Linked DNA regions of Mus musculus: region 1 is linked to region 2. A link is a loop called in an ENCODE intact Hi-C map of the cell type or tissue named here. Cell type or tissue: heart. All regions are shown on one strand. Links, peaks and the distances in the headings refer to the core of each region. The heading gives the core; the rest is flanking DNA.

The links. Hi-C counts contacts between places; a loop is a spot of excess contacts. Peaks named below come from ENCODE experiments on the same cell type or tissue, not always from the same donor. Only the 100,000 strongest peaks of a DNase experiment are listed, where the experiment ranks them.
Region 1: a loop joins it to region 2, with 2.5 times the contacts of the local background. A loop is called at or near these places in 2 of 42 quality-filtered maps.

The regions. Positions count from the first base shown.
Region 1 is chr7:19,064,812-19,072,811 of GRCm38, forward strand. It overlaps Rsph6a (radial spoke head 6 homolog A (Chlamydomonas)), which reads left to right. Exons shown (of 6, transcript NM_031255.2): 3 at 496-1,260; 4 at 2,278-2,422; 5 at 3,223-3,340. Among named protein-coding and RNA genes, the nearest start is that of Dmwd, 7.4 kb to the right of the region's middle. In heart, for the core only: CTCF peaks have their summits at 4,112 (motif pointing right), 4,873 (motif pointing right) and 6,406 (motif pointing right); no DNase peak of the experiment used is centred there; H3K4me3 peaks cover 717 bases; H3K27me3 peaks cover 3,651 bases.
Region 2 is chr7:19,126,095-19,135,879 of GRCm38, forward strand. It overlaps Fbxo46 (F-box protein 46), which reads left to right. Exons shown (of 2, transcript NM_175530.3): 2 at 9,284-9,785. The coding sequence starts at 9,364. Among named protein-coding and RNA genes, the nearest start is that of Fbxo46, 11 kb to the left of the region's middle. In heart, for the core only: CTCF peaks have their summits at 4,755, 5,643 and 8,360 (motif pointing right); a DNase peak (open chromatin) is centred at 5,477; H3K4me3 peaks cover 1,750 bases; H3K27ac peaks cover 1,957 bases.

The sequences.
Region 1 (8,000 bases), core at 1-8,000, 63 kb before region 2:
TCTGCCTTTTAAGGACATGAGCTACCATGCCTGGCAACAATGGCATTTTTGTCCAGTAGAACAAGAAAGCAAGGGTAGTAGGGCAATCCAGCTATGCCCCTGTGGGATGATTCTATTGTCACCCCATTACTATTAGGGCGCAGAGCATGGCCGCCCATGCACTGTTGCCTGTTGGTACCCAAAGAGCTACCGTTGGCTGCAGGCTTCACATCCTATGCTTTGGTCAGGTTAAAGAGAAAATGATTCTTTTTTGGTGTGGTTTCTTCTTCCTTTTTTCCCCTTCTTCTTCATCAGGGGACACTCTCCCCAGGACATTTCCAAACTGGTGGCTTAAGTCGCCCAAGTCTGTTGACTCTGGCGAAGGAGTTGGGCTAGATGACTGGCTCGGGTCTTGCTGCTGGCCCAGTTCCGTTCCCAGGACCCGAGCGATGGCAGGAGGATCAGGCTAGGAAGTCTTGAGACTTCCTTCTACCCATTTCTCAATCCCTGTTGCAGACTGACAGCCCGGTGCCCAACATCATGGAGACCGCCTTCTACTTCGAGCAGGCGGGCGTGGGGCTGAGCTCGGACGAAAGCTTCCGAATCTTCCTGGCCCTGAAGCAGCTGGTGGAGCAGCAGCCCATCCACATGTGCCGCTTCTGGGGCAAGATCCTGGGCCTGAGCCGCAGCTACCTGGTGGCTGAGGTGGAGTTCCGCGAGGGCGAGGAGGAGGGAGAGGAGGAGGAGGTGGAGGAGATGATGGAGGGAGGCGAGGTCTTGGAGACGCACGGTGAGGAGGAGGGAGAGGAGGATGAGGAGAAGGTGGTGGACAGCGTGCCCAAGCCACAGTGGAAGCCGCCGCCCATCATCCCCAAGGAGGAGAGCCGCAGTGGCACCAACAAATACCTGTACTTCGTGTGCAACGAGCCAGGCCGCCCGTGGACGCGCCTGCCGCACGTGACGCCCGCGCAGATCGTGTGCGCGCGCAAGATCAAAAAGTTCTTCACTGGCTTCCTGGACACGCCGGTCATCAGCTATCCGCCCTTCCCGGGCAACGAGGCCAACTATCTCCGCGCGCAGATTGCGCGCATCTCCGCCGCCACACACATCAGCCCGCTGGGCTTCTACCAGTTCGGCGAGGAGGAGGGCGATGAGGAGGAGGAGGGCGGCGCGGGACGCGATTCCTTTGAGGAGAACCCCGACTTTGAGGGCATCCCCGTGTTGGAGCTCGTGGACTCCATGGCCAACTGGGTACATCACACTCAGCACATCCTGCCTCAGGTGAGGATGGAGCTAGGATGGAGCTTCCCACCCTGTACACTGCCTAGGACCTACCCCAATCCAGCCCAGCATCCATCCATCCATCCATCCATCATTCCATCCATCCATCCATCATCCATCCATCCATCATCCATCCATCCATTCATCCATCCATCCATCCACCCGCCTACCTACCCATCCATCCACTCACCCATTCATCCAACCATGACCCAAAGCAACTTTGAAAAGAAAAGGTTTATTTGGCTACATATCCACTGAGGAAAGTCTGGGCAGGAACCTGGATACAGGACAGAAGCAGAGGCCATGGAGGAATGCTGCTTACCGGCTTGCTCCCCATGGTTTGAATCAGCCTACTTTCTTATACAGCCCCAGACCACTTGCCCAGGGATGGCATCGCCCACAGTGAGTTGAGCCCTCTCACACCAACCGTCAATCAAGAATATTCCCCCACAGACTTGCTTGCAGGCCAATCTGACGGATGTTTTTTCTCAGCTGGAGTTCCATCTTCCCAGATGGCTTTGCAGCAGCAGCAGCAGCAGCAGACCAGTGCCACAGGCAGAAGCCACCACACTTGTGACCAAGGACTGATCCCCATGTATGGCTGAGAAAACGTGAAGTGGCTTTATGCTGTGTACCTGCCTCCATTTTTATTCAAAGAGCCATCATTGATCAGAGGGAGTTCAAGGGCATACACATGCACACCTACACACACACACCAATAGGAGTGTTAATTGGCTTGACAGAGTACACCAATTCAATGAGGGAGGCACAGGTGACTCTACCACTGTTGAATGACACTCCCTGAGCAGAAATACTGAGATATATATCCTTTATCAACAATGTGTCCAGTCATAGAAGCTGCTGTCCCAAGGCAGTTGCTAGCGCATAACTGGGGCAGCCTTTGGAGCCACAGGGACAAGCCCACTGTTCTAGGGGCCTATTTGGCCCCTCAGCTTCTCCCACAGTAGGCTAGGCTCTGTCTTAGGGCGCCACCTGACGTTGCTGTTGCATCCGCAGGGGCGCTGTACATGGGTGAACCCACTGCAGAAAACAGAGGAGGAAGAAGAGCTAGGGGAGGAGGAAGAGAAGGCAGACGAGGCAATGGAGGAGGTGGAGCAGGAGGTCGGTCCTCCGCTTCTGACTCCGCTCTCAGAAGATGCAGGTAAGTCCCTTCCTATCTGGGCAGGCGCAGTGCCAGCCTTAGCGGGGTTGGTAGAGCAGGGAGAGCAACACACCTGGAAGCACTGATGTCTCGCATCCTCTGAGCCTCAGTGGGGATTGCTTATGTACAGCGGGCATGGGAGCACAAGCCCGCCATCCGAGCATCGGGGAAGGAAGAAGCAGGAGGCTCATGAGCAGTCCTCAGCTCTACCAGGAGGTTGAGACTCCAGGCTGGGCCACGTGACACCGTTTGTATATGAGTACTCTGTTTGCATGTATGCCTGCATGACAGAAGAGGGTATCAGATCCCATTACAGATGGTTGTGAGCCACCATGTGGGTGCTGGGAATTGAACTCAGGACCTCTGGAAGAGCAGCCAGTGCTCTTAACGGCTAAGCCGTCTCTCCAGCTTGAGACCCTGTTTGATTTTGTGTTTGTTCGTTTTAAAATATTGATTGATTGATTGATTGTTTTTGTGTTTAAAAGAAACCCTTATGGGTCTGAGGGAACGTGTCCATCTTTTATCTAAGCGTGGCATGTGACAGTGACCATGGCCTTGAGACAAAGACTCTTTCTTGGTTTTCCCTTTTTTTTTGGGGGGGGGGAGCATCAGGGGAGAGAGGCCAGAGCCAGGGATCTCGGTGTGAGTCCTAGCTCTTGCACGGGGGGGGGGGGGGGGGGACGGGGACGGGGGGGGGGGCGATCCATCCCTTCTTTCCTGTCTCTCCGCCCACATGATAAGGCAGGGCGTGGCAAGCCCTGACCACTCCACCCCACCCCGCCCCTTTCCTTCTCCTACAGAAATCATGCACCTGTCGCCCTGGACCACCCGCCTCTCCTGCAGCCTCAGCCCTCAGTACTCGGTGGCCATCGTGCGCTCCAACCTCTGGCCAGGGGCCTATGCCTACGCCACTGGCAAGTACGCCGTTGCCCTGACTCAAGGGTCCGCCTATGGTAAAGAAATCTTATCTGCCAGGATCCATGATAGTTTCTCTCAAAAGACTGACAAGTCCCGCCAGGCATGGCGGCACAGGTCCTTAATCTCAAAAGCTGGGAGGCAGAGGCAGGCAGATCTCTGTGAGTTCAAGGGCAGCCTGGGCTACACAGAGAGACCCTGTCTCAAAAAATACATATAGGGGTTGGAGAGATGACTCCGCAGTTAAGAGCACTGACTGCTCTTCCAGAGGTCCTGAGTTCAGTTTCCAGCAACCACATGATGTCTTACAACCATCTGTAATAAGATCTGCTGCCCTCTTCTGGTGTGTCTGAAGACAGATACAATGTACTCACATAAATAAAATACATATAAAAGTTATATATAGCCGGGCGTGGTGGCTCACGCCTTTAATCTCAGCACTTGGGAGGCAGAGACAGGCAGATTTCTGAGTTCGAGGCCACCCTGGTCTACAAAGTGAGTTCCAGGACAGCTAGCGCTATACAGAGAAACCCTGTCTCAAAAAACCAAAAAACCAAAAAAGTTACATATACATATGTCATATGCAATGTATTATATATAAATAATATATAATAACACACATATATCACCTCCACTCCCCTTCCCGTCATTCATTCATTCATTCATTCATTCATTCATTCATTCAGTTTTTGGGTTTTTTTTTTCTGAGCCCTTCTTACCTTTAAATTGTCTCTAAATCCCTAAACCAGCTTGGCTGCAATCCCTGCTCTGCCCACCAGAGGGCAGAACTTTTCTGCTCTGAACTTGAACTTGCTCTGGGTTTTGTACAGAAGGAATTTCATGCAAACTTTAACCATATTCTTGTCGATTATTATTATTATTATTATTGTCCAGAATCTGAAAGTAGAGTTTTTCTAACCCTCCTATTCTATGCCAACACCACACATTATTTCTCTGTGTGGCCTTGGCTGTCCTGTAACTTGCTTTGCCTCAGAGGCCTACCTGCCTCTGCCTCCCCAGTGGGGGAATTAAAGGGCAACATTATTATTATTATTATTATTTTTTGGTTTTTTGAGACAGGGTTTCTCTGTATAGCCCTGGCTGTCCTGGAACTCACTCTGTAGACCAGGCTGGCCTCGAACTCAGAAATCTGCCTGCCTCTGCCTCCCAAGTGCTGGGATTAAAGGCATGCGCCACCACTGCCTGGCTCATCTTCTGCCTTTTTTTAAAAATTAATTTATTTTATGTATGTAAGTACACTGTAGCTGTCTTCAAACACCCCAGAGGAGGGTGTCAGATCCCATTACAGATGGTTGTGAGACACCATGTGGTTGCTGGGAATTAAACTCAGGACCTCTGGAAGAGCAGTCAGTTTTCTTAACCACTGAGCCATATCTCCAGCCCATCTTCTGCCTTTTTATAGAAGAATATACTAAACAAAGTCATGCATATTATTTACGTGTATTTTTTTTTCACGCCCTTGCATGCCCAGGTTACTTTATGTGCACCATATCATGCAGGCACCTTTGACAGCCAGAAGAGGGCGCTGTTGGGCCTCCAGGACTTGAGTTGTATGTGGTTGTGAGCCTCCTGGTTTTGGTGCCAAAAACCAAACCAGTGGGCACTCCTAGCAGCAGAGCCATCACTCCAGCTAAAGAGAAATTTTGTTTTGTTTTATGTGGGATTCTTCTTCTTCTTCTTCTTCTTTTTTTTTTTTTTTTTTTTTTTTTTTTTGAGACATGATCATCTGGAACTCACAATGTAGACCAGGCTGGCCTCAAACTCACAGAGATCTACCTGCCTTTGGCCCCAAATGCTGGGTTGAAGGCGTGCTCCACTGTCAGTGTGGAAGAATCTTTTAACATTAACTAAGGGTGGCTGAGCACACACGTGCCCTCATTTCAGCAGGGTCTCTGTGGCTATGCTGTGCTGTGTACTCCAGGCTAGCTCCTTGAACTTCCACACAAGATTGTCCTGTCTCTACCTCCCATATCTCCATCTGACTTTTTATATGGGTTCCAGGATCAAACCTGAGCTCACCCACTTGTGCTGCCGTCTCTCTGCCCCCCAAAGAGCCTTTTTGTTGCTGATGCAGGGTTTCACTATGCTGCCCTGGCTGGCCTTGAACTCTCAATCCTTCTGCCCCCCGCTTCTGGGGTACTGGGATTACAGGCGCATATCATCACACGAGGCTCTATAGATGAGCCTGACATGGTGGCACACAGCTTTAGACTCAGGGCAGGAGCAGGGGCCGGGGCCGGGGGCAGACCTCTGAGTTCAAGGTCAGCCTGTTCTAGAGTTCCAGGAAAGCCAGGGCTACCTTGGGCAGCTGCATGAGGGACCAACCCCAGACCCTTGTGGGGAAGGCAGCCAGGGATGCGACCGTGGGAACACAAGGACAGTCATCAGTTGTACAACACCAGTTACAAAGCAGATAAGCTCCTAATTGCATGCCTGAGTCCTCCGGGATTCTGTAGAACAGCAACCTTCATTCTTCATTCCACAGGGAAAGGAAGTGCCAGTGAGGGACAGACAGGAGGAATATTCTAGACCAGGTTTACATATGAAATATATAGGACTCACTGAGAATCTGGCAAAGATGAAAATTCTAGTTCTAACATCTAGTAAAAAGCCTGGGGTTCAGGCTGATTTTTTGTATTGTGGTGCTGGGATTGAATGCAGGGTTTAAGCCTGTTCTAGGCAAGTGCCCTATTGCTGAGCCACGCCCCCAACTCCACGCTGGAGGATTCTAGGCAGGGGCTCTACTACTGAGCCACATTCCCAACCTTTCATTTTACTTTTTTTTGGTTAGTTTTTTTTGTTTTGTTTTGTTTTTTGTTTTTTGTTTTTCGAGACAGGGTGTCTCTGTGTAGCCCTGGCTGTCCTGGAACTCACTTTGTAGACCAGGCTGGCCTCAACTCAGAAATCCACCTGCCTCTGCCTCCTGAGTGCTGGGATTAAAGGCGTGCACCATCACGCCTGGCTCTCATTTTACTTTAAAAAAATTTTTTTATATATTATTTATTTTATATATATGACAAGTACACTGTCGCTATCTTCAGACTCACCAGAAGAGGGCATCAGATCCCATTACAGATGGTTCTGAGCCACTATGTGGTTGCTGGAATTTGAACTCAGAACCTCTAGAAGAGCAGTCAGTGCTCTTAACTGCTGAGCCATCTCTCCAGCACTCATTTCACTTTTTGAGAAAAGATTTATCTATTTTTATTTAATGTGCATTGGTGTTTGGCTGTATGTATGTCTGGGTGAGGGTGCTAGATCCCCTAAAACTGTAGTTACAGACAGCTGTGAGCTGCTGTGTGGATTGAACCTGGGTCTTCAAGAAGAGCAACCAATGTTCTTAACTGTGGAGGCATCTCTCCAGCTGCCACTGCCCCTCCTCGCCCCCTGCCCCCTGTCCCCTGCCCACTCCCTGTTTCCAGACACACCAGAAGAGGGCATCAGATCTCCTTACAGGTGGTTGTAAGCCACCCTGTGGTTGCTGGGAATTGAACTCATGACCTTCGGAAGAGCAGTCAGTGCTCTTATCCATTGAACCATCTCTCCAGCCCCACCACTCCCACATTTTTACACAAACCTTTTGCATGTAGCCAGGAACCCTGAATGTCTTGGAACTTGCTTTATAGAGCAGGCTGGCCTTGAACACAGAAATCCCCCTGCCTCTGCCTCCTGAGTGCTGGGATTAAAGGCGTGCGCCACCACTGCCCAGGTCTATTTTTCACTTTTTATTTCATAACAAGTCTTTGGAATCTGGAACGTGTTTTCCATTAAAATGAATCTCAGCTTCGTTTTGAAGTTTTCATCAGAAAGTCTTCCTCGGGCTGGTGAGATGGCTCAGTGGGTTAGAGCACCCGACTGCTCTTCCGAAGGTCCAGAGTTCAAATCCCAGCAACCACATGGTGGCTCACAACCATCCGTAACAAGATCTGACCCCCTCTTCTGAGTGTCTGAAGACAGCTACAATGTACTTACATATAATAAATAAATAAATCTTTTTAAAAAAAAAAAAAAAAAAAAAAAAAAAGAAAGTCTTCCTCAGCTGATGGCATTGGGCTCATGATTCCAGTAAGCTCAGAGTATCAGGAAGTCAATGCAGGAAGAAGATGGGGTGTTCCAAGGCCAGCTTTGGCTGCAGAGTCAGCTTAAGGCCAGGTTGAGCAACTTAGAATTTATTTCAAGATAAAAAAAAAGAGCGTAGGCTACTGCTTTATGGTAAATCACTGGCCTAAAACTTCCCAGTGAGGGACTTGAATGTGACTCAGTGGTAGAGCCCCTGCCTAGAATCCCCCAGTGAGGGGCTGGGGGCGTGGCTCAGTGGTAGAGCCCCTGCCTAGAATCCCCCAATGAGGGGCTGGGGGCGTGGCTCAGTGGTAGAGCCCCTGCTTAGAATCCCCCAGTGAGGGGCACGGGGTGTGGCTCAGCAGTTAAGTGCTTGTCTAGCTAGTAGGAGACCCTGGCTTCAATCTCCATTACCACTGGGAAAAAGAAATTAACCTTAGCCAGGCTACTAATACACATCAATTATCCAAGTAGGAACAAAGCTGAGGTAGAAAGATCTCCCGTTTATGGCCAGCCTGGGATACATAGTGACACGCTCCCCTAGAGAGAGAGAGAGAGAGGGGAAAAAAAGAAGCAGATTCAT
Region 2 (9,785 bases), core at 1,786-9,785:
GTTGTGAGCCACCACGTGGGTGCTGGGAATTGATGGGGATCCTCTGCAAGAGCTGCCAGTGCTGTAACCCCTGAGCCAGTTCTCCAGCCCTGACCCTTTCTCAAAGCACAGCTTTTCTGAAGAGTTTGCCTCTGGCACCTGCCTTCTTACAGAAAAGGGCATGGCCTCTCTGTATCCTTACTGACTCCTTAATTTGAAATCATAAAGTCAACTTCCATACAGCCCAGCCTCTCACCTGTGTATTTGTTTATTTCTGCCTGGAAACTGCTAGCAAGTTTATTTTCCCTTTATCCAATTAGTATGTCAGCCCCTTGAGGACAAGGATTTCTGTCTCCTGTTCCCTGTGTGTCCCCAATGCCTGGAACTACACTTGTCACAGTATAGGTTTTTCTTTTGTTTTGCCTTTGGCAGGGTCTCACTGGGTAGCCCTGGCTGCCCTGAATTTATGTAGACCAGGCTGGCCCTGAATGCAGAGATCTGCCCACCTCAGTCTGGCCCAAAGTACCAGGATTAAAGGATACACCACCACAGCTAGCTACAGAATAGGTTTGTGGCTTTATAGTTTGTTTGGTTTGTTTTTTTCCAAGATAGGGTTACTCTGTATAATATACCCCTGGCTGTCCTGGTACTCATTTTTTAGACCATGCTGGCCTTGAACTCACAGAGGTCTGTCTGCCTCTGCATCCCAAGTGCTGGGATTATAAAGTTGAGCACTGCCATGCTTGGCCTTGTTTTTGTTGATGGGTTTTTTTTTTTCCAAATACATGTAATTTTATGTGTATGGATATTTTGCCTGCATGCATGTCTGTGGACTATATGTGTACAGTGCCCTCGGAGGCCAGAAGAGGACATTAGATCCTCTGGAACTGGAGTTACGGACAGTTGTGAACGATCATGTGGGTGCTGGAAACAGCCTGACTCCTCTTCAAGAGCAGCCAGTGCTTCTTAATTGCTGAGCCGTCTCTCCAGCCTCCCTATTATTTGCTTCTGTATCTGGGAGAGAGTTCAGGGCCCTCTGCTCGCCAGGTGAGCACTCAAACACTGAGCATTGAGCAGCACCTGCAGCTCCTCGTTGGTGGATTCGAGACACACGCTGTACTCCTGAGCCACGCCCTCAGACTCCTCTTAGGAGCCAGAGCTCCCTGAAAGTTGCTCAGGCTGGCTTTGAACCTGTGATCCTCCATCCTCAGCCTCCCACAGAGCTAGAATTACAGATGTGGCCATCAGGCTTGCTTTGAAGTTGTTTCTGACCTATAATCCTCAGGGCAGAGCCATCTAAACATTTGGACATCTAAAGATCCTGAAAGCAGACAGAAACCAGGCAAGGTTTCTTCCCTGTGTCCCAGTTTTCCCACCTTAGGCTGTCAAACAAGCTGCTTAACCCTCCATACCTTAGTTCTTAACATTGTAGAACAAGATTGAGGATGGTATAGTAGCTGAACTTTAGAGAGCGAGATAATCTGATGCCCAGGTTAAATTAAATAGCCATGGGTGGCTTAGGGGAGCCATGGATGAGCAAGGGCTTGTGGACCCCCGAGGCATCTGAGCCACTCAAGGATCCAGAGTAGCTACAAGGAGAGACCCCTTGAAACAAATAGCCAGGGGGGGAGAGAGCCTCTCACCTACCCAACTTACTGCCACTGAGCAGTGACAGAGGACAGGTGTTCCAAGCAGAATCGAGGTGAGGAAGAGGTCAAGGATAGCCCGGGAAGGTAGTAGGGGCCACCCAGGAGGGAAGTGCTGGGATTTTCTTGGGCAGCTGGCTGCAGTGGCCAGCTATGCAGATGTCTCCAACAGTAGATGTGCAAAAGTTGGCCAGCAGTCAGGCCACCTGCTCATTCACTCGTTCAGACCACATGTATTACACACCTCCCACATGCTAGGGGCTGCTTCTCCAGCTTTCAGTGGGCATAGTAACCTGGGCTATTTAAAGAAATGCACATTTGGGTTCAACCACCCTTAGGTAGGGACCTAGAACCTGTGCTTGTTCCCAGGGGCTGATGCGTGGGTACCGTGTCTCAAGAAGGCAAACTCAAGACAAAGAACAGACATGCATGCCAGCCAAGCTAGCCATGGTAGTGCACATCTGTCATTTGCCGTCCTGAGAAGACTGAGGCAGGAGGTTCCCCAGTTTGAGGCAAGCTTGTACTACACAGTGAGACACAGGGAAATGTCTGCCTTCAAGCTTTCACGTCAATAAGGAGAGGCAGACGGCACACTTAATAAGCAAAATGGTTAGTACAGTGGGCAGTGCGATACATGCTAAGGAGAAAAACTAATGAGGGTTGAGAGTTTGTGTTCTGTTGGGTAGAAGCTATGGGCTTGGATCAAAGGCTTCCTAGAGGCAATTTCTGAGCCAAACCTGAAGGAGATAAAGGGTGAGTCCTGGAGGTAGGTGGGGGACAGTAGTTTAGGCAGCCAGCAGTGACTGTGATGGCTCGGACAACTGAGTGGTGTAATCCATGCCCAGCAAGCATGGGTAATCTGGACAGAATTGCCTCAGTTCAGTGTGAGCAAAGGCTGCTGCCTAGCCCTGCCTAGCCCGTCCCTGCCTGAGCTTCCTTCCTAGTCTTTGACATGACTCGGACCGGCTGGAGGGATGGCTCAAACATTAAGAGCGCTTGCTGCTCTTGCAAAGGGCCTGACTTTGGTTCCCATCTCCCATGTCAAGTGACTCACAACCATCTGTGACTGTAGCTCCAGGGAATCTGACACCCTTTCCTGGCCTCCAACACCCTTTCCTAGCCTCCAACTCCTTTAGCTCTGCACATACACATAGACACACAGACTTTAAAATTTAAAAAATAATAATAATAACAAGAACACTATAGGAAGATGGCTTAGTCCAGTGGTTCCTAATGCTGAGACCCTTTAATACAGTTCGTCATGTTGTGGTGACCCCCAACCATGAAATGATTTCCTTGCTACTTCATAACTCTAATTTTGTTACTGTTATGAATCATAATGTAAATATCTGATAAGCAGGATATCTGTTATAAGACCCCAAGGGGCTGTGACCCGCAGGTTGGGAACTGCTGGTTTAGTTGGCAAAATGCCTGCTCTGCAAACATGCCGACCTGAGCTCAGATCCCCAGCGCCCACCTCAGAAGCCAGGCAGGGCTGTGCGCCTGGAACCAGAACCTAGAGGGCAGTGGGCAGAGACACTTGAATTCCTGCTGCTTATTGGCCACCTAGTCAAGCCACTACCAGAGGTGGGGGACAAACCATGTGCAGTCTGTCATGGTGGTACACTCGACTTTAATCCCACCACTGGGGAGGCAGAGGCTGGCAGATCTATGAATTCAAGGCAAGCTCTAGGCCAGCCAGGGCTACATAGATGAGACCTGTCTCAAAAGAAAAAAACAACAGACATGCCAAGTGATTGAGGAAGACACTTGGTGTTGCCCTCTGGCCACCACACACTCATGTGCATTCACAGGCTCTTATATACTCCCATCCAAGCTCATTCGTATGCCATACGTAGACAGGAAATAGAGACATGAAAATGAAACACGTCAGTTGAGGAGCATGCGTGGGCTCCCAGTGCTCCGAGGCAGGATCAAGAGTTTGAGGCCAGGCTGGAGTACACACTGAGACCCTAGAGAGAGATGTAGGGATTATTTTTTTATGATTTATTTATTATGTGTATATGAGTACACTATCACTGTCTTCAGACACACCAGAAGAGGGTATCAGATGGTTCTGAGCCACCATGTGGTTGCTGGGATTTGAACTCAGGACCTCTGGAAGAGCAGTCAGTGCTCTTAACCTCTGAGCCACCTCTCCTGCCCTAGGTGAGTTAATTTGAAGTGCTTTGCTGCTAACTGCTATTGTGACTAACATGTTTACGCTGCCTGTGAGTGGATGTCTTTCCCCTTCCTGTGAGCTATTACTGGGGAGCCCAGTGTCATCAGTGCATGCATTCAGGAGGGGCCCACAGTGTGTGTATCTCAGGGTGCGGGAATGTGCATCCTCTAATTACGAGGAGCACTTGATGAGGGTGTGGAGCGTGTAGCCCTGCTCCTATCAGCTTCCCTCTCAAGCAGTCTGGGATCGCTGAGTTAATGGTTCTCATTAAAACTGTGGATGACAGGTCTGGAGAAATGGCTTCGCAGTGAAGAGCATTTGCTGCTCTTTCAGAGGGCCGGAGCCGGTTTCCCAGCGCCACATCAGGTGCCCTCATCGTTTGTTTTTATTACCTTTCAAGTGTGTGTATGGGCACCTAGATTCACATGTACTTACCCACACTCAGACACACAAGAGGCCCATACACACACTTGAACGGTAATAAAAACAAATCCTTAAAACTGTAGGTTTGTGGAATTCTTGGCTCCTGTGGAAAAGCCATACACATCTTTAGCTGATAAACCATCTCTCCAGCCACCAGCACTGCACTGAAAGCCACCGTTGAGTTTCACTTGAATCAGCCTGACATAGGCCAGAAACAACACAAGGTGTTTTAATTTTAGGATAAAGTAAAAGTCATTATTGAGTGATTTCCTGTTGTTCCCCTATAGGGAGCGTAAGACAGAAAAGAATGGACATGTCCTTCAAGGCCAAGGCCATGACTGTGGGGACCAGTACAGGGTTAGTAATTGATTTTGGCTGTTCAAATGAGATCTGATGTAGTCTAGGCTGGCCTTGAACTCCTGACCCTCCTACTTTGTTTCCTAATTCCCACCTTCTTTATATTCAATATTTTAAATATATTTTGCCCACACTTAGTCTGTGTACCCCATGCATGCAGTGCCCATAGTGGTCAAAAGAGGGTGTCAGTCCTCTGGAACTGGATTTACAGTCGATTGTGATCTGCCTGCCATATAGGTGCTGAAGCTGAACCTGGGTCCTCTGCAAGAGCAGCCAGAACTTTTAACGCTGAGCCATCACTTTAGCCCCTCGTTTGCCTGTTTGTGTGTTTGTGTGTGTGTGGGGGGGGGGGGGTCGTTGTAGTTTTGCTCATTCCATTTTTATGATTTTAATTTTTATATTACAACAGTCTCACACTATATAACCCAGATTGGCTTAAAACTCTTCCTCCTTCAGCCTCCCAGACTACTGGAATTACAGGCATGAGATGCCATTCCTGCTTGCCTATTTGATTTAAAGGCAAGGTGACTAAGGCTCTGGGTGTCCCACCGAGAAATTTCTCTATCCCCACCACAACTGGTAAACAAAGCTAGAGTCTCTGACCTCTCTCCCATACTCTTCTTTCTGCACCAGTCCTCAATCTCCTGGCGCAGTGTCCCTTTAAATCTTTAACGTCAATCAGGGCTCTGGTTTTAAGGGAACATCGAGTAATATACCTCCCTTTGAGTGCATCTGCCTGTGTCCGGACCGGGTTACCAGGTTTCCGGTTCGGCAGTGTTGGGCTCTGGGAATTTGTCCCTACTCCCGTAATACTGTTTCCATCCCGCCCACCTCCTCCCAGTAACCTCCCGCCTACTTGCTGTCCTGGCCCCTTTGCCAGGGCCTTCCTTATTTGGGCACGGCTCTGAACCCCGGTCGCTCATTGGCTCGGGCCGTCACGCGCGCGTCTGTCAACAAAGGGGCGGATCGGAGTGCGCAGCGTGCCTGCCCGCGCGAGGGGGGCGGGCCCACAAGGCTAGAGTGCGCATGCTTGTAGGTCGCCCTTCTCCCTACCGCCTGGAGGAGGCGCTGCGGGTGAGGGCGCCTGGGGGGCGTGTCCGGGTGTTTGGCGGGGGTCACCGGAGGGGCTCCAAAGGAGGCGGGTCCAAGATCTGGGGGATTCGTTTGCTTCTAAGCGATATTTGAGCTATTGGGGGAAGTTGTGGATGTGGAAGGGGTACTTTAGGGTTCCCTGGGGCTTAAGAAACCTTGGGTTCACGTTATTTTGTAATGTGGAAGGCTTGGTTGCATTTTATGAGTGGCCTTTGTGGCTGTGGCTGGGGGTGTATGGTGGGCACAAGATGAGAATATTTCGGGGCCAGAATCCTTGGGCTTGAATACTTCCTACCTTTGTCACCAAGGGCAGGAGGACACTTTCCTTTCATGGCTCATCTGCAAACAGCTGCGGGATTCGGGACACATGTCTGCTATTGTACCTCTCCTGGTAGCACTGGGGGCTATTGAAATGTATTTGGTTTGGGATTCGTTTTAAATAGGGTTTTATTATGTCTGGGTTCTTTCAAGGTTCCTGAACTTCGGGGGAATGAAGGGGTAGAGAGTCAGGATTGGTGTCTGGAATGAGCTAAGGCCCACTGAGTCACTTGTGATCTCAAATACTTGAGATTCAGGTATTTTGTATGTCTTCAGATATATGGAAAGTTATTGATGGTTGGACTTTTCTGTGCTGGACAACATACTGGTTTGTTTTGTTTTGTTTTTCGAGACAGGGTTTCTCTGTGTAGCCCTGGCTGTCCTGGAACTCACTTTGTAGACCAGGCTGGCCTCGAATTTAGAAATCCGCCTGCCTCTGCCTCCTGAGTGCTGGGATTAAAGGTGTGCGCCACCACCGCCCGGCTATTTTTTTTTTTAATTTTAATGTATATGGTTGTTTTGCATGCATGTGTATGCATCACATACGTACCTGGTGCTGTTGGAAACCAGATCTTCTGGAACTGGAGTTATAGAGAGCCTCCCTGTGGGTGCTGGGAACCAAACTTGGGCCCTCTATAAGAGCAACAAGTGCTTTTAACTGCTGAGCCATCTCTTCAGCCCTCTAGTCTTATTTTATTTATTTATGAGACAAGGTCTCTCGGTAGCACTAGTTGGCCTAGGACTAGATATATAGAACAGGCTGGCCTTAAGCTCACAGAGATCCACTAGCTTCTACCTCCCAAGTGCTGGAATTGAAGGTGTGCACCACTTTGGGTTGGTTGGTTTGTTTCGACAGGGTCTGGAACTCCTTAGCCTCCTGTCTGATGTCATATCCTCCCAAGTGCTGGGACTACAGGCATGTTCCACCAGGCTGTGGGGGAGGAGATTGAGTTTTTAAAGGAGAATTTGAAAAAGTCTGGACATTTGGTGGGACATTAAGGTACTGGAAATGAGGGTAGGAGGTTTGGGTGAGAATTCTTAAGACTGGGGTCCTGTCACTGGTGATGGTGTGTGGAGGCTGAGTTTTGAATGGCACCTGCAGGACCGTGAAGTGCTAGTTTACCAGAATTGTCTGGACTTAGAGTGGGCAGTCTATCCCACAGCATCAGCTAACTTTTTCTGTGACGGACTAGGTAATGAACTATTTCCAGCCAAACAGTTATTGATGCAGCCCTGTTCTTTTTGCATGAAAGCAGCCATAATTTGTTTCCATAAAACTTAATTTACAAAGACACACAGTGGACTGGACCTAATTCTCGGCATGTAGTTTTACTTTAGTTCTGTTTCATTGGCATGATCAGGGCTTAAAAGTATGAAGGGTTATTCTCTTCATTTTTGTTTGTTTGTTTGTTTGGTGGTTTATTTTTAGACACGGTCTGACAATGTAGCCCAGGTTGATCTGGACCGCTGCATCTTTTTGCCTCAGCCTCTCCAGTTCTGAGATTACAGGCATAAATTACCATGCCCTGCTGGAGGGTTATTTGCATGTTGAGATGTCTGGAAGGGATGGGCCAAAGATGGAGACAAGGGGTCTGCTACTCACTGGTAAGTAGAAAGTGGAACAGAAAATGTTGCCATCGGACTCGTTAACAAAACTGCTTCCAGATTAGTTGATGCATGCAAAGTCATGGAAAAACAGAAAAGAATCATTATTAAGGATACCCTCAATAGATGCTGTGACTGGGGCCTGTGGTCCCACATACCTGGGAGGCTGAGGCAAGGTGACTGCTAGGAACCTGGTGAGAGCCTGTCTTACCTAGTGAGTTTCAAGGCAGCTGGGGGCTAAAGAGTGAGATCATGTCTCCAAAAATAAACAATCTCAAAAAAACCATGAGTATAGTGTTTTACCTTTGTAACCCCAGAATGAGGAATCCCAGAGGATTGGGTTGCTGTGAGTTCAAGACTAGCCTGAGCTACCATGAGGCCCTGTCCTCAAAAGGACAGAAAGACCCATCGCCATCGTATTTAAGTACCCCATGGCCAGGCTGGAGAAATGGCTCTACAGTTAATAGCACTAACTTCTCTTCCAGAGGTCCTGAGTTCTAATCCCAGCAACCACATGATGGCTCACAACCATCTGTAATGAGGTCTGATGCCCTCCAGTGTGTCTGAATACAGCTACTGTGTATGTGTATGTATGTGTGTATATATACATACATATACATATATATATATACATATATATATACATATACATATACATATACATATACAAACAAGTGGAGAGTGAAGTCCTTTTTTTTTTCTTTCTATTTTTATTTACTTTATGTCTATGAGTGCTCGGCTGCATGTACAGCTGCATGCCAGAAGAGGGCATCAAATCCCTTTTAGATGGTCATGAGCCACCATGTGGATGCTGGGAATTGAACTTAGGACCTCTGAAAGAGCAGACAGTGCTCTTAACCGCAGAGCCATCTCTCCAATCCTAAGAGTGAATTTCTTAAGGGCCTGTCTAGATCTAGCTTCATATTTTTCTCCCCTGTCTAATCACTTCATCCCTGTGTGTGCTCCAGCAGCCGAGACTATGGAGAAGGCTGGACCTGGCTGCTGGAGGGCACATGTAAGAAGGAGGAGCCTGGTCAGCCTGGTACTTTCCCTTAAAGGTCAAGCCAGGTGTGGTATTTCACTCCTTTAATTCTGGTACTTGGGAGACAGAAGCAGGTGGGTCTCTGAGTTGAAGGACAGCCAGGTCTATGTAATGAGTTTTAGGACAGCCAGGGCTACACACAGAGAGACCCTGTCTCAAAAAAAAACAAAAACAAAAACAAAAACCAGTTATAGGAGACCAGGAAATTTGGGGGCATCCCTCTGCTTACCTGATGTGGGGCTAGAAGAGTTTTGTTCTCTTGGCCATGCTAGAGACACAATCCAGCCTAGTAAGTAGGCTACCACTGAGCCACAGCCCAAGTCCCTCACTGGGTAAAGTCATGCGAGTGCTGTTGCTGTACCACAGAACCACACTCCCAGCTCTTTTCTGGGGGATTCCAGACAGTGGCTCTTACCAGTGAGCCACGTCCCTAGCCAAAGAGAGTTAGAAAGTGTGTGTATGTGTGTGTGGTCTCATTCCTCCTCCTACATGCAGTGGTTAGGCTTGCACCCCTCCACTCTCTGGGACACACAGTTCTCAGTGCCTTAAGTTGGCCTGTCCCCTGGGCAGAAGTTTAAGTGTGGGTGGTGTTGGTAAGAAAGGCCATGAGCTCACTGTTGCAGCCTTCTGTGTCTGCAGGTGGCCTGGAGAGCTCCCCACTACCATCCTGGCCCTGAGGCTGAGTGACTACCTGCTGCTGCTTGTCATTGCTGCCCAGCATGGACAGGGGCAGCCTCCTGCCCTTCCAACTCTGGTGCCCCCGGCCCTTCAGCAAGTATTCCCAGAACCAGCCGCGCCCACCTTCCACAGCCCTCAAGCCGCCAGTCTGTCCTGACACAAGCAGCGGGACTGAGCCCGACCACAGGCCTGCGCACTTGGAGAGCACACCACCTGCCGTGGCTGCAGAAGCCCCCACCTCCCAGCCTGCTCCACTCCTCTCTACAGCAGCTTCCGGTGATGAAGGTCGGGTCCTGCTGGACACGTGGTATGTTATCAAGCCTGGAAATACAAAGGAGAAGGTGGCCTTCTTTGTGGCCCACCAGTGTGGTGGAAGTAGCCGGGCCAGCTCTATGAAGGTCAAAGGGCACTGGGGCAGTGACAGCTCCAAAGCTAAGAGGAGGAGGCGCTGCCTTGAGCCCAC